2 separate regions of the Homo sapiens genome follow, and region 1 is linked to region 2. Evidence: chromatin loops called from intact Hi-C (ENCODE). Cell type or tissue: PC-3. All regions are shown on one strand. Links, peaks and the distances in the headings refer to the core of each region. The heading gives the core; the rest is flanking DNA.

What was found. Hi-C counts contacts between places; a loop is a spot of excess contacts. Peaks named below come from ENCODE experiments on the same cell type or tissue, not always from the same donor. Only the 100,000 strongest peaks of a DNase experiment are listed, where the experiment ranks them.
Region 1: it touches region 2 in a loop (7-fold over the local background); 2 of 110 quality-filtered maps call a loop at or near these places.

The regions. Positions count from the first base shown.
Region 1 is chr10:4,406,722-4,409,651 of GRCh38, reverse strand. LINC00703 (long intergenic non-protein coding RNA 703) reads right to left here. Exons shown (of 2, transcript NR_108055.1): 2 at 1-1,197. Among named protein-coding and RNA genes, the nearest start is that of LINC00703, 24 kb to the right of the region's middle. RefSeq lists an enhancer at 993-2,192. In PC-3, for the core only: no CTCF peak of the experiment used is centred there; a DNase peak (open chromatin) is centred at 1,681; H3K27ac peaks cover 2,363 bases.
Region 2 is chr10:4,353,347-4,356,276 of GRCh38, reverse strand. No RefSeq gene overlaps it. Among named protein-coding and RNA genes, the nearest start is that of LINC00703, 29 kb to the left of the region's middle. RefSeq lists an enhancer at 2,056-2,930. In PC-3, for the core only: no CTCF peak of the experiment used is centred there; DNase peaks (open chromatin) are centred at 1,666 and 2,176; H3K4me3 peaks cover 803 bases; H3K27ac peaks cover 2,500 bases.

The DNA of each region.
Region 1 (2,930 bases), core at 278-2,777, 53 kb before region 2:
TCAAAGCTCTATGGTGATTTCCTTGATATATGGTCTAAATTTAATTCCATGTAATACATCTCATAAAATCTGTGTTTAAAAATACCCTGCCATTTTATCATCCTGCTATCAAGCTTGCTGCAAGTGAGCCTCTACATTTTTTAATAAGGAAGCATAGTGCTGGCAGTAATACCACAGCGAGAGTCCAGAACACTATGCCAGTGTGCTGGAATTTCTCAGAGGTGCAATTTTAGGCAACAAATGTGTTTGCAGAACCTGAGGGGAAAAAAACAACCACAGGAAAATGAAAGAGTAAAATTCTTAATACAAGAATGATTATAAGTTGGAAGCATTGAAGGATGCATACCTATGATTGTTAGCTGTTATTTTAATTGTAGATCAAAATAAACATTAAAAATAAAAGAATGAGAACTATGTGGGTATTAGAGAAGCATATTGGATTGACCTGCTGTTCCTGAGTTGGGGGCATAAATAGGGCAGGTAGCAGTTATTCACTAAGTCCCCATTGTTGGGGAGCAATTGCTGCAGAGGTTGTGGGTCAGAGCTCTGTCGTCACATGCGATCTGTCTATTGTCCTGTCTCTGTATTGTCTCTCAGCAGTGATTAACTCTCAAGAAGATCTCAGGGGTTGTAGCTCAAATTAAAGTATCATAAAGATGTACGATAAGAAAGCAGGAGAAATGAAGAGCCTAATTTCACTTTTAAGTGCCTATTCAGTTACAAGAACTACTCATGGCACTTATTTTTATGTATTGAAACTGAAAAAGAAAAGATATAGATTATTGATCCTAAACTGAGGTGGAGGTGTAGACTCGGCACATTTAATAGTTTGTCCAGGAACATAGATAGTAAACGGCAAAGCAAGGGTTTCACAAGTGTTGGTTTTATCTGGAGAAGCGTGGGGCCTTTAAGTTACTTTTAGTGCTATCATAAGACTAGAGTATAATTCTCTCATGAGAATATTAGCATCAAGGTATTAACATACTTTATGAGTAATAAATCACCCAACTCAGGCTTTCTTCAACAACAAAAGGGATTTTCACTACAAAGTGATGTCCACGAAGGGTTGGATGAGTCCAGCAGTACACGGAGTTCATCCATGGAGATGCCCTGACCCTCAGGGTCTCCCTGGGCTGATGGCTCTTCCTCGTGGCTCCAACAGCATCCGTGACCTTCGGGGGCTGCAGGCTTCCTCATCTATGGAGAAGAAGGAGATGGAGACAATATTTAATGACTAGAAGTTTTATTTTACTTTTTTTGGTAATAATAACTTTTATTATTATTTTGCTTCAGTATGTCTTGACTCACTACCAGTTCCTTCTTCATCTATGAAAAATAATATTACTCATTCCTCCAAAAAATGCATTAAAGTACTAGGGTATTACACATAAACTGAATACATTCAGGTCAGCTTTAATCAGAATTATAAAATCAGCAACATAAATAAAATGCAAGATCGTGCAAATTTTAACATTTGTCAAAAAACATAGTCCTCATTGTTTATATAATGTGTTGGCTTGAACACTTTTTCTCTGCAGAGATTATGATCCCTGCTTTTGTTTCCATTTGCATTTGCTTGTAGGTACATCCTTCTTCCTTTTTCTTTGCTGATGCAATCTTCCCCATAGTTGGTATATTCCTTGAGTCATGTTAATAAGAGGAAGTTTATACACTCACATATATGTCACCATTTGACTAAGAGCCCCTTATGTTTGTTTGTGACAAATTACCATCAGTTAGTATATGGGCAATTTATGGTGGTGATGAGAACAAACCTGGGAAGGATATGGTTTGAGGTTTATAAAGTAAGCTTACCTAATGTTGGTTGTGACTAATAAATCAACGTTTAATGCTCCACTATCAAATACTAATTAATTCTTTCTTTCCTCCTTCATATTAATTTCGTGTCATTCCAAGTCTTCAGGGGAAAGTGTTTGCAGCTTGAAGCAAGAACACTCTTATGCCTTGCCAGAGAATTTTATTAATTGCAGTAAGTGCAGTGGCTTTGGACACCCGAATTTAAAAAAGAAAAATGATTTTGGAAGACAATTCTCCCCTATGGCAAATATGATATTTTAGGATCTCAATAAATCCTTTGGAACCTAATGGAAGTAATTTTCTCATATCTTTTTTGGTACTCAGATACTCTGGTAATCCAATTACTAAGACCCTTGTATTCCAACACTCATATTAAAAGCAACTTCAAAATACAAAATAAAATAAATTCAACAAATTTGTTCAGAGACCTAGTCATTATATGATATTTCACTCCGATGGCAAAGGCTATATTTGCACCTAATTGATATTCATAGAGGGCTAAAATACCCATTTACCTATTTAAAATTCTGGTAGCCAGCTGAATCTTGTATGTACAATTATAAATATATGTTTTGGATATTTTAATTTGTTCTGAGTTTAGTGATTTAAAAGGTCCTCTATAAATCAGATGACAGAATCCTTTTTATGGGGGTGAGGGGGAAGGGTCTCACTCTGTCACCCAGGCTGGAATGCAGTAGTGCAATCAGGGCTCACTGCAGCCTCGACCTCCCAGGATCAGCTGATCCTCCCACCTCAACCTCCTGAGTACCTGGGACTATAGGCACGCACCATCACACCCAGCTAATTTTCTTTTTGTACTTTTTGTAGAAAAGGGATTTTTCCATGTTGCCCTGGCTAGTCTCGATCTCCTGGGCTCAAGTGGTCCATCCACCTGGCCTCCCAAAGTGCTAGGATTGCAGGTGTGAGCCACTGTACCCAGGCCTGATGGAATCTTTTTTAAACAATATGGTATGGTGAGGAATTAAATAGAAAGTCACATTACTGTACAGCTTTGATGGCTGATAAATGCTAGGTGAAACTGCACTTTGTGGATTCATCATTTTTTGTGCCAGGCAGAAAATGTGGACACAGATACACTCCTCCTGCTTTCT
Region 2 (2,930 bases), core at 150-2,649:
GTTTATTTTTTCATTGTAGTAGCAGTGTTTCTTCTGTTTCCAAGTTAAAGGGTTTCCTCAGTTCCATCTAATTTCCTTTACATGGAATTTAACCTCTCCTCTTATCCCCAAAGCAAAGTTTACTGGAATTGACAGTCTAATTCAATGAAAAAGAAAATTGCATGTCCTCAAATATGTAGCCAACCCATACTCAAAGAGCTACATCAAAATAAAGACTAGAAACTTGTTTTTACTAAGTGGTTAGCTTGGTAAAATTTGTGAACTAGAGTAAGAGAGGCAAATTATTTTGGCCTTCCTGTTAGTGTTTAAGGCAGTTCTAGTGTTTGGTGAACTTGGCATCTCACACACAGATACACAGAAAGTCACCAAAATAACTGTGGCCACTTTTTCGATTGTGAAATATAAGTCAAGTTAATAAAATGGACTTAATTCTTCATGATCCACGTTCATAGAGTTGATACTTCAAACGTTTGTAGGGTATAGGAATTGAAAACCTAGATTTGAGGTCTCTCTCAGTTACGGGGAGTATAGTGCTGACCTCACTTCATTTCAATGGCCTGGTCACTAAAATGAGGATAGTAATGAAATCTTCCTCAATGGTTGTTGGGAAACTTTCCCCAGATGAATGTACTGAGAGCTGAACTGAGATAGTCAGAAGCCACAACACACATACAGAATCTGACTTCTTTGTAGCCCTTATCAGAGAAGGAATCATTTAAGGTTCTTAAGAATTGTGAATGACGTTGAGTAAACTCCCAATAAATATTAGTTATAATTGCTGACTCACTTAAATAGAATGCCACCTGGTATTCCTTGAATTTTTGCTTCTTGTTCCTTGAATAAATGTGTAATATGAATCATTAACAAAAAAGAGAAAAAAGTTGCTGTTTTAATTTGGGTTCCCTGAAAAACATCTTGAGAAAAGGGTTGGATTGTAACCCAAGAGATGGGCTCTTCCTGACGTTCAGTTCTTGCTTGGAAAGTGGAGGTAATAAACGATTTCATTTTATTTTGTTTTCCATCCTGTATCATGAAAGAGTTGGAATAAGAATGTAATAGGACACAAAGACAGCGCTATTATCTTACAAATTACTTCATTAGACAGAGAAAGTATGCATGTTGGTGAGAATTTAAAAATGCATTTTGCTTGGATAGTGTACAATTCATAACAGGGACTTAAATGTAAAGCGTACAAAACAGGAACAAATATTGTAAAAATCACCTTTACTAAGGCATATGAATTCTATCAGCTGCCTGGCATACTGTGGGCACAATTTACAAGTATTAATACATTTACTTCTCATTCAGTGCTTTCAGGGAGCTACTAGAAATTCTCCCATTTTACAATTAGGGAAATTCAGGCTCAGAAACTTCTGCATCCTGCTCAAGATCATCTCCTGTCGTCTTGAATCAGTATTTGAAGGGGAATAGCCTGAGCTCATACTCCACAAGCGTGGCCACAACTCCATGCCACTTGTTCATTTATCTTTTGGGATGCCTTGTAATGATTGGCTTCATGTCCTCTCTACCTTCTCAGCTAACAGCTCAGTGACAGCAGGGTTCTTTGTACCTTATTCACCCTTACGCTGCCTGTGCCTCACACAGCGCCAGACACCAAGGAGGTGGAGAATAGATACTCGTCGACTGATTTGTCATAACATAGAGCTGCTCATTTCCACCTGTATTTCTGGTGAAAGAAAGAAAAGCTGAGGTCAGTTTTATGGGCCATTAAATGTTTTATGCTCCCGGCAAAGCTGACTCAGTCCCCAGGCAGGTTGTGTTCTGTGCTGCTATGTTTCGTCCACAAGAGCTGGGCTTATACTTCAAATAATACATCCATTCTAATCACAGAAAATGCATTTTCAGTTCTAAATCAGTCACTCGTGTTATATTTGAAATATACTTTCCAGGTTCAAGCACCTTTCCCTGTGATGGACAGCTTTGTATTTAAAAGAATCCAGATTCCCTTTGTTTGCACTGTACTTTCTCCTAAAGAATTTGAGAACTCCTGTTAAACACAATGCTTTTGTTGGAGGTTACAGGTTGTTTTGATTAGAAAATGTAAACAAAGTAGATTCACATTGTCCACAGAATCTGGAAATTACACCTTTACCAGTTATGGTGTTTATGCTGTTTTCTATCCTTTTAGATAAAATTTACCAGAGGAAATGACTCAGCAATGAAAATATTATGTTGTCCAGGTGCCAGTGTTTTACAGGCTGGTGGTAGTGAAGACGTTAGGTTGAGAGTAAATGTCCTTTAAATAAATTGTGTGTAACCTTGCCTATTCAGGAACAAAAATGAAAATCAAGAAGAAGAAGGAGGAACAAGAGGTGAGAGAAAGGGATAGTTGGTAGCGTATGTTGGAGTTTTATTTATAGTAACTAGCTAGTAAACCATTAATATATCAGCATATTGATGGGTTTTTCCCCGTGTTTTCTTTGAAATCTCTGACTAGATTTTGTGATTAAGTGTCACTCTGTAAATGATAAAGTAAATGAGACTTCATAGTGAATACTAATATTGAAAAAACTGAAAACAGGATTATAAAAGGTTTGCTTTTTGTATAGCAGCAAAGCAACTAGGATCTGTTTATAGAAGTAGACATTAAAAGCAGAGTCTCCTACTAGCACCTTCTGAGAGAACCACAACCCTTATTTAACAGTTTATCTATTTTTGTTTCTAACACTGGCTCCTAATTTGTCCATGTATTAAATATTTTCCTGGAAGAGTATGACATAAACCTGCAAACATCCCAGTGGTTGGAGAGATGCTTAACAAACACAGATGGATGCTGGTGATATCATAAGTACCAGACCCGAGAAGCATCCTTTTACATTTTTCAATCAGCCACTTATCTAAAGAGAATTCATATCTTTCCCCGATCCTCCCTACCTCCTCCTAGAAATCTCAGCCCTAGCCAGGGACAT